Linked DNA regions of Mus musculus: all the other regions are linked to region 4. Evidence: chromatin loops called from intact Hi-C (ENCODE). Cell type or tissue: heart. All regions are shown on one strand.

Region 1 (2,500 bases), 90 kb after region 4:
GTAACAACATATCATTTGTAGTATAGTATCATTTTATTGTATTTTAAACTGTTGTATTTAAGTATTTAAATTAGCACATTATGGCATGTACATAATGTATTTCAACATTTGCCTCCCATTACCCTCTTTTGTCTCCTGCCCCTCTGAGCCTCCTTTTTGTCTTCTGAGCTCCTTCACCTCATCTGGTACTATCTTACCATTTTACTGACTGACCCATCTCTCTAGCCTTATACTGGAATTCTAAATTCTCCACAGGCAAAAGGCTTTGGCCTGATTCCTGGCTGAGAGGCTACTTTTCTATCTCAGGTTCACAACTTCCTCTTTTTGTCTTGCTTCAACCTCACTGTGTAGTGTAGGCTGACTTTGAACACTCAACACTTCCTGTCTCAGCCTTCTTAGTGCTGGCGTTACAGATGACAGAGGCAAGTCAGATTTTACAACATCGAGGGACTGTCAATGGGTTAAAGCAGGAAACAAATGACTCCATGCTCTTGGGCTTTTAGAGTGTTGTGAGAGACAACTAACAGCAAATGATATATTGTTACTGTTAAAAAAGAAAAAGGAGCCGGGCGTGGTGGCGCTCGCCTTTAATCCCAGCACTCAGGAGGCAGAGGCATGCGGATTTTGAGTTCGAGGCCAGCCTGGTCTACAAAGTGAGTTCCAGGTCAGCCAGGGCTACACAGAGGAACCCTGTCTCGAAAAACAAAAGAAACAAAAAACAAACAAAAAGAAAAGGAAAAGGAAAAGAAAGCAAAAGGAAAGAAATTAAATTTTGTCTCTGTCTCTCTCCCCCTTCCTCTCCTTCCCCTTTATCCTTAGTGGTTGATAATGGAGGCATAACCTGGTGCATCTCTCAAGCATCTTTGTGTTTTTCTCTTGGAGGTAGAGTGGCTAATCAGTGTACCTGTTCAGGGCTATGCTGGGAGGTCTCTGGGAATGTGTGTGGGTGAATAGTGGGCATTCAGGTACAACAAGCTTCCAGCAGTGCGGTTACAAGTGTCAATAGCGCCCTTGAAGAGGATCAAGAGAGGATGGGGGTCTCTGGGGTGACAGGATGTAACGTCAGTCGCTTCTTTAAAAAGCAGGCACCCATCCCTTTTGGCGTTCTGGGGTTCTGTGGGAGTGGACGCTGGAGAGGACAACCAAGTCACCAATGTGCAGGATTATAGCGACACCTGGCTCTGGTCTGAGTGGCGTCCTTCCTTTGCGGAGTTGCAGAGATCTGCCGGGGGCGTGGCCACTTTCCGGGGGGCGTGGCCTCAGGGTCGGAGGGCACCCGAAGCGGGTGTCATGGCGACCTCCATGCTGGGTTCTGTCCGCGGCCCAAGGCCATTCGGTTTGGCTAACCTGTTCCATCGCCAGCCGCCTCGGGATGCGTGGGAACGTGTGCGGCGCCTGCCGGGGCCCTCGGCGGTCCGGCGCAGCGTGGCGGCGGCCAGCGGGCCAGGCATCCCCGGTTCCCACCTCTACTGCCTGGAGCTGCTGAGGTGAGTGGCCGCGCCCGGGGGACATCCCCGAGAGCCCAGAGCCTGTGGAACGCAGAGCGCTGAACCCCGAGCCTGGGGCTGCGTCCTCCGGGTCCTGCGTTCTGCTGGGCTCTGTGCCCGTGCTTGGAGAAGGAGACCGCAGGCCTGTTCACGTGGCTCAGCACATCCTCTGCCTGAACCCTAACGTTAATGGACCCTACAACCTTTGCATGCATAGCACTTTTTATTCATGGACAGCTAGTGACTTTAACACCGTTAACTGGCTTTGGGCTCTGTGTGCTGCACTATTAAAAGTAATTCACGGGGCCTGCGCATTTTTAGGTCCATTGGTAGGGTGCTTGCCCAGCGTGCTTTGGATAAACACATCTCACAAAAGTTGGCACACTCACTTTTGACGCATCTTCTTAGGAGGTACTGGCCAGAGGTTTAGATTTAACTACAAAGCAACCTCAAAGCTAAAATTTTGTTTACAAAAGTAAAGTCCAAAGCAGCTTATTTAATTCTCCTTTCAAGTTGTGATTCCCATCAAGGGAGTTTAAGAGTTAGAGCATTAAGAGCTGGAGAAATGGGTTAGCGGTTAAGAGAACAGGCTCAGGTTTGATTCCCAGCCCCGACACGAGATCTAATGCTCTCTTCTGGCCTTCTTGAGCACCAGGTAAGCAGTGTATAGACATATGTGTACGCAAACACTCATACACATAAAAATAAATACAATTTTTAAGATGAAGTTTAATAATTTCAAGGGAACAAGGGATTTGCCAGAGATTTACAAGAACAGCCTCATGACTTGTGTTTTGTTCACCTGGTGTCAGGAAAGACATCTGGGATTTCCTCTGTAGACATGTGTGGGGGTTGGGCCTGATGGGAATTGAGCCCTATGAATAATCTATGGCTTAATTACATCCACCCACACCGCCCCTGCATTTTGCCCTCCCTGCTAACAGCAGTTATCCGGTATGGTTTTTGTTTGTTTTGAGACAGGGTTTTTATGTAGCTGTGGTTGACCCTGTAGA
Region 2 (2,500 bases), 84 kb after region 4:
TACCCATGCACATAAAACAAAAATGAATAAATCACTAGGAAAAAAAATGAAGCCAAAAAACAAAGTCTGGAAATGAAGGGCTAGGGATGGTGCTCGTTGGCACAGTGACATTTTAGCATGCATGAACCCTTGGGTTCAAGCAACAGTAACACACACACAAGCACACACAAAAGCTCCTAGTTTCTAGCCCCTTGAGGTAGGAAAGTAGCCAGGCCTCACCCTACAGGGGGAAAAAAAAGCCCAAGATAAGGCCACAAAATCCTAGGGCACCCTGGAAAGCTAACCCCAAGAACCCACCTTCTGCACAGTTCTTTGCTGCTTCTTGCCCAAGCAGAGGCAGCTCCCTCTAGTGTCTCTCCCAATACATTTCTCGTGTGAAGTTTGTTGTGTGGCGTGACTCTGTGGTAGTCCTTAGCTCCTGACTGTCAGGGTACCTTTCTCCTCTGAGCTGTAACACTTACACTGGGGAAATGTTTCCTCCTCAGAACGGTCAGATACTACTATTGAGGTATACCCTTAGCTCTTTAATTAGTTCTTTTTTTAATTGTTTGTTTGTTTAGTGTGTGGTGGGAATGGATATTGGGGGAATCCTGTCTCTCCTTTTACCATGTGGGTTCTGGAGACTGAACAAGTCCTCTGGCTTTTGAAAGGTAGTGTCTTTCCCTGCTGAACCATGTCATCAAACACCTTTTAGTCTTATGTTAAAGCATTTTTAAAGAAATAGTTCCTGTGTTGTCTTACATTTGTGCTCCCTTTAGTGGAGTAGCTTCCTCAGAAGCCCCACAGTGGGCTCCTTTTCAGGTCTGACTCCGTGTGGTCAATCAGAGAGACGCGCAAACTCCGTGGCACCAGCCCCTGGTGGATGAGGACACAATGCTCTGCTTTAATCGCATGAATCCCTGGGCTGGCAATGCTGCGGACTCCTCTGGAAGAAGAGGATGGCCATGTGAGGGAAAGAGGGGGCTTCTGCATGAGAAAGCCGGTGGGACCCTTTCCTAATGCTCCTGTGTGACAATAAGTTCTGGATGCCTCCTGTCCACGATTGAAATCCCCGTTTTCCTTCTCTCCATAGTTATGCCCATCCTAGTCACCAGTGCCTCTGGTTTGGTTTTCATCAACAAGCTCCCATATAGCCTCCCTACTTCCAAGCTAGCCCCCCAACAAAAATCAGAGTTGTCTTTTTCAAGTCTAAGACAAATTGCACCAAGCACCTGTTTTGACTTCTCTGGTGGTTCCCTAACACATTTCAATAAATATCCCTAAATCCCAACTTTCCCTAGAAAGCCACCAATATTTGATCCCTGGTGACTTCTCTTCCTCACCTTGCTCTATGAGTGCAGATTCCACGACCACCAACTCTGTTCTTGGTAGGCACTGAATCCGGTGCCATGGTCCTGTGTGCATGCAGCTCCCTCCTGTGGGGCTTCCTCTCCACGCAGGCTTTGCGTGGTGGCAAAATAGAAACGCAGGAGTGTTGAGACAAGGCACAGATTCAGGCTTATCCCCACCAATTAGCACCAGTTGTATAATGTTGAGTACATCGCTTAACCTCTCTACACCTTGTTTGCCTTTTCTATAGAGTGTGGTGAGAAGGGTCTGGGAGGCTGAGGCAGGAATATTGCAAGTCTGAAGCCTGTCTGGAGTCCAACACTAGCCTGCACAACTTAGTACACTTATCTCAAAATAAAATAAGCAAAATGACTGCCGATGGAATTGGTGGTTATCCCCTTCTCTAACTGAAAGCCTTGGTTCAATCTCTACTATCACAATAAATTAAAATAAAACAATCTAAAAGTCAGGTATGGTGCATGCTTATCACTGTAGTGTTTGAGGGTTGCCTAGGCTACACAGGGAATATCACACCCAAACTCCGGCTATTTGAGAGTTAATCTTGCTCTCAAGCCACTTTCATTTTCTGTCCTCTTCGAGTAATTTACATATATATTCTTATTATAAATCTTTTTTTTTAGATTTATTTATTTATTATATGTAAGTACACTGTAGCTGTCTTCAGACACTCCAGAAGAGGGAGTCAGATCTCATTACGGATGGTTGTGAGCCACCATGTGGTTGCTGGGATTTGAACTCTGTACCTTTGGAAGAGCAGTCGGGTGCTCTTACCCACTGAGCCATCTCACTAGCCCCCATATATATTCTTATTAATACAATAGCAGTTGCCATGTTTTATAATTATTTATGTGTGATAATTTTCACTTGCTCAGAGTTTTGTTTTATTAGTATTAGTATTTGAATTGGTTTTTAGCAGATGACAAAAATCCTCTGTGTCCAGGCACAACAACTAAAGCTAATTAAAAAGAGATACCTGGGAGGCAGAGGCAACTTACAGATATCTATGAGTTTGAGGGCAGCTGGTCTACATGCTGAGGTCCAGGCTACATGGTAAAACTCTTTCTCAGTAGACCAGGGGGAGGAAGACACAGAGCATGTTTATAATCCTGACATCCTAGCTGTTGAGCTAGTGTATAATAGACAGTAGATG
Region 3 (2,500 bases), 140 kb after region 4:
TATGGGCCTGAGTGTTTTGCCTGTGTATATGTCTGTGCATCATGTGTGTGCCTGGTGTCTGTGGAGCCAGAAAAGGGTGTCAGGTCACTGGGATCGGTGTTGCACACAGTTGTGGGCTGCCATGTGTTGCTGGGAACTGAAGCTAGGACCTCTGAAGAGCAGCCAGTACTCATAACGGTTGAGCCATCTCTCCGCTCCCCCGAACCCTGCACCCCACATCCGCTGACATGTTGATAGTCCAGGCTGGACTTGAACACGTTACAGAACTGAGGAAAACCCTGAGCTTCAGCTCTTCTAAGGTCTGTGTGTTTTGTAATTTTGCATTTTGAACAATGTATGAATATGGCTCATCTGCTCACAACCATTATAACCATGGAATTCTCTTTAGTACACCTGTATGTTATTGTACATACTCGCTCTCTCCATGAATGTGTGTGTGTTATACTATTTTTTCCTGTGTGACATGACTTATAAAATAGTCTATTGCATTTTTACATTTCTCAAATAAATCTCTTCTTAAAATGTAAATAAGTCTTTTAAAATAAATTTGAATTTTTCCCCAGAAGTGTAATTTTAGGAATTTAATTGTCTTGTTATCTTAGACTTAAGGATATTGGACTTTCATATTAACATTTTGGATTATGATATTTAGGATTATGTCTTTTGCCTTTATGGCTCAAATCTGAGTAGAGATGATTCTAAATAATTCAGATATGGAGAACACTTAGGGCTGAGGCAGAGTACTCGAGGGAGGAAAAACTCTGCCACCTCAGTCCCCCAACCTGGAATGAAATCTTGATAGTGTGGTACAGAGCACAGCTGTGTTTTATGACTGACAGAAGTTGCTGCCACGAGGCAGTCCCTCATATATGAGGTACAGTCCCTGATATTCCCAAGTTGTTCGTGGAGAAGTGTCTTTCTAAAGGTAGCGGGGGAGGTGCCCGTTAATCTGATGAAACAGAAACAGCCAGGAGCCAGAAGAGCCGTGGGTGTCGCAAGAGCTGGGCACTGCAAAAGAAGCTGCGCTGGCACAGAACATACCAGAACCAGAAAGCAGAACCCTTCCTTCCGCACTGTCTCCCCAGCGCCCTCTACTGTCAAGAGTTCCACATCATGACAGCTGCACAGGAGAAATATTTAAAGACCCAGCTAAATTTTGGCTGAGCAAGGTGAATTTTTAGCGGAGACTGTACATCAACCACTGACAGACCTACGCATTCCTCTCCCCGCTGCGAATTCTGCGCTCACCCTTTATAATCGGAAGGCCCATGCCCCAGCTGCATATGCCTTTTTCACCGAGAAGGTCTAAGACCCAGGCCTGGGACTTTTCTTCCAGCAACCCTAGGAAGAAGCATTGTGCCCTCCCAATGTGGCACCAGATTGTTCCAGATTACGTTTCATTGACTCTGATATAGTAAACACACGTCATGGGTTTGTTTCTGAGCCACTTCTGGTGTGAGGTGGCTTTGCCTTTCCAACAGGCGAGCGGTATCCCACTATTGGAGGTTGGAGTGACCAACCCCCATGTACAATCCGTGTAAATGGAGAAAATTCCAAATACCACATGAAGGAAGGAAGGCTGACAAGCAGTGGAGGTTGCTGGAGAAGAGAAGGTAGACAGACAACAAACAGTCACAGCACTCAAAGGTAAAGTGGACATTTCTGGTTTCTTTGGAGACTCAGGTTATAATGCTGTTTTGCTGGGGCAGACCAGTGGAAGAATGTGTTGCTAAAGCAGACATGTGAAAGACCGTTTTCCTGAAGCAGACACAGGTGAAAGGATGCGTTATGTTTAGAGAGACTATAAATATGAGCCCAGACAGTGGGAACGGGAGCACTGATTCGCTTTGCTCCTCCACAGTCTTTGTTGATGACAGGCATGTATGGGTTTGCCTTATACTTTGTTGCTGAGCTTCGCCTGTGGTGACTTCATAGAGAAAAACTCACCAAAGAACTTCTCCTTAGATTCCTGCGGCTTCTTGCCACTCGTTCAGTTGGGGAGCCGTGTGGTTTTGTCTGAATTGAATTGCTCTTGCGGATTTGTGTGTGGTGTCTGTGGAGGACAGCAGTGGCTGATTTGTGTTTGGTGTGTTTGGTGTGACTGGAATGAAAACAACGAAGACTGGAATCTCCTCAAAGAACTATTTCTAAACAGGTCCACTTCCCTCGTATCCTAATAACCTTTCTTTTCTACTACCTTTGGTGGGCGGTGGGCTAGACTGGAGGTTGAACCTTACTAAAGAAGGTTGTGGAAAAGATACGCCTTCCCAAAGACTTCCTGGGAAGGTGGTCTGGGCCAATCAGAAGTGTTGAGAGAATGAGGTGCTAAGTAATAGAATCAGGAAAGGAAAGAGGGGAGACTGGGCTTTCTGGTGCGTGTCTTGCCTCTGTGAGGCCTTTTGTTTCCATGATTTGTCTGTTTGGTGCTGAGGGGTAGAACCTACAGGTTCTTGCTAGGCCAGCATTGACCTGTGTCCCCTAACCTCCTAGTTTTTTTCAT
Region 4 (2,500 bases):
TGTTCATAAACTTTCACAAACAATAAAGGCTAAGATGCAATAAAACATACACTCTAAAGCCATTATAAGTACTTAGCTTCATACTCATGTGGTTTCTACTGATATCCCTGAGGACAGAGTAGAAGTAATGTGTTTGAAGGACAGGGTTTATTGCTTGCTCAAAAGTAAGGACTGTATACTATATAAAGTCTTGCCATTTTAGTAACACTTGATTCTACCTTGATTTAGAAACATATGTACATATATAGCCCTTTTGAGACAGTATCTCACTGTGTATTTCAAGCTGCTCTTACACTAGTGATCCTCCTGCCTCACTCTCCTAAATGCTGGGATTACAATCACATACCACCATGTCTGGCCTTTGATAATTCATTTATGAAGCTATCTGTTTGTTGGTCCTACCTACATGTTAATACTTATGACGTAGGAATGCAAAACCAACTTCTGTGGCATCAAGTTACAAACACTAAGGTCCTAGATACAGTACCCAGATGCTGGTTGAATAAAGTTGATGAAGTGCTGTCTGGGGCTAGGTTCTTAGGGGAGATTAGAGTATGATCTGAAACACTACCACTGCGCTGCATCCCAGCCCTCTAGTAATTTCTTAATGCTATTTGTTTTAGTTGTACTCTACATATGTGCATTAATAGTATAGAAAGCATGGGTTCAGAGTATAGGCGAATAGTTACTGGTATGAGCCCATATAGTAAAAACAACAAAGAATATTCCTGGGGTGTTAATAGTATTCATCTGTGGATCTTGAGGGATGTCATTTCTACATATTTAAATTTTTGGCAATGAATATCTACTGTAATATATTACTATGCAAAGCTGCTGACTATACACACACAAATGTACATTAGTACTGAAAAGTATCAACTGCCAGTAAATAAATTAAAAGTGATAATTTGTTAACCATGTTATTTTTTATAAGTATAAATTTTTTGAGATTTTATTCATTTGTGTGTATATGAATGCTTTGCCTGCTTGTAAATCTGCACCACACCCCTGCAGTACCCATAGAGGCCAGAAGATGGCATCATACACAGGGACTGGAGACACAGTCATGAGCAGACATGGATTCTGGGACTTGAACTTGGGTTACATGAAAGAACCACCAGTGCTCTTAATAACTGAGCCATCTTTCTAGTCCCTAATCATCAGAATCAGTAGGGAAGAATTTTTAAGAACTGAAGAAATGCTTAAAGCAACTATAAAGCAATTAAAATATTTTAGTTGGGATGCTGAAAACACTTAACTCGGCAAAATTATGGCTTTCAATAAAGTGCCACTTGAAGACCCAGATTATGCCTGGTACTTTGTGATTGTATAAAGACATGATTTTTGTTTTGGTACAAGAAAGAGGAAATATATTTAGCCTTGCTAAAATGTATCTGTTTTAAGAGGTTAGTAATTCTAGAAAGGTTAGCATTGCCTGAGTTTTATTTATACTCCATCGATGGGAAACCAGCTATATACAGTGGTCCAGTGAAGCCACAGCCTAAACCATGCAAAAGGAGCCCTTCAGATGACAGTGCAGTACTCCAAAGGATCCAGACTTACCTGAATCCTCTACCTACAAAAAGGAATAAGTCAGTGGCAACACTCACAACATGCTTTGATGTCACAGGGCATGTTCCATGGACATGCATGATGGATTAGCCAGACTGTAAGCAGATGAGATGGAGAAGAGGACTTGGTTTTTGTGAGAATCATCTCAGATGTATTACTGAGAATGTTCTCTTGATGAAGGCCACAGAGTATCTGGAAGGTGGATTTGGAACACACTAATCTTAACTCACTTCTCTTCCCTGAGCTTACTGGGTCTTCACCTATCTCCATTTCGGACTACCATGTAACAGAACATCATTTCTGAATTCTGAGAGCAGCCCTCGGAACAAATACTTGGATTTTCAAGATTAAGCACCATTTAAGATGACTTAGCTAAGAATATATAGAAGAAAATCAATTTTGAGACATGAATTTAATACCCTAAAATAATCTAGTCTATAATATACCAGAATTACATTCTAATATACTTATCAGAAATACTAGTCTTTTCATTTCCCTTCAGTAGCATGATTTTATAAAGGAGATGGCTATTATACAACTGAGGCATGCTACAATTAATAACCTTATAAAACTCTATCTTGACCTGAATGTTGTATTTATAGCCCAAGTTACTTAAGTAAATTTCTAGCACAATTAGTTTTAAGTCTTCTAAAGCCTTAGCTTTGTTCTGTGTAGAAATAAAATTTTGCTTATCAGACTACTTATGCAGAGAATGAAGTGCTTGTAGCATACCTGGGACCACTTGAGTTATATTCATCATTTCCACAACTCGCCTCACTGAGACCAGGACAGGAGTTGTGCACAGCATAGACAGACATGCTGGGATGTTCAATGAGAAGGTTTTCCATAGGACTTGTTTCCACCTTGATAGTGGTTAATCCACCTGCTGTAAAACATGGGGGAGGAGTGATGAACCAGCTCTCCTCCA

Evidence for each region. Hi-C counts contacts between places; a loop is a spot of excess contacts. Peaks named below come from ENCODE experiments on the same cell type or tissue, not always from the same donor. Only the 100,000 strongest peaks of a DNase experiment are listed, where the experiment ranks them.
Region 1: a loop joins it to region 4, with 5 times the contacts of the local background. A loop is called at or near these places in 38 of 42 quality-filtered maps.
Region 2: a loop joins it to region 4, with 4 times the contacts of the local background. A loop is called at or near these places in 38 of 42 quality-filtered maps.
Region 3: it touches region 4 in a loop (4-fold over the local background); 6 of 42 quality-filtered maps call a loop at or near these places.

Annotation. Positions count from the first base shown.
Region 1 is chr4:11,074,967-11,077,466 of GRCm38, reverse strand. Ndufaf6 (NADH:ubiquinone oxidoreductase complex assembly factor 6) reads left to right here and starts at 1,262. Exons shown (of 9, transcript NM_001085493.2): 1 at 1,262-1,487. The coding sequence starts at 1,291. In heart, a CTCF peak has its summit at 1,179; a DNase peak (open chromatin) is centred at 1,236; H3K4me3 peaks cover 1,736 bases; H3K27ac peaks cover 1,073 bases.
Region 2 is chr4:11,080,947-11,083,446 of GRCm38, reverse strand. No RefSeq gene overlaps it. Among named protein-coding and RNA genes, the nearest start is that of Ndufaf6, 6.0 kb to the right of the region's middle. In heart, CTCF peaks have their summits at 356 (motif pointing left) and 1,420; no DNase peak of the experiment used is centred here.
Region 3 is chr4:11,025,018-11,027,517 of GRCm38, reverse strand. Gm46843 (a long non-coding RNA gene) reads left to right here and starts at 818. Exons shown (of 2, transcript XR_001784238.1): 1 at 818-1,647. In heart, a CTCF peak has its summit at 1,088 (motif pointing left); a DNase peak (open chromatin) is centred at 1,087.
Region 4 is chr4:11,165,252-11,167,751 of GRCm38, reverse strand. Trp53inp1 (transformation related protein 53 inducible nuclear protein 1) reads right to left here. Exons shown (of 4, transcript NM_021897.4): 3 at 2,305-2,500. Among named protein-coding and RNA genes, the nearest start is that of Trp53inp1, 10 kb to the right of the region's middle. In heart, no CTCF peak of the experiment used is centred here; a DNase peak (open chromatin) is centred at 1,031.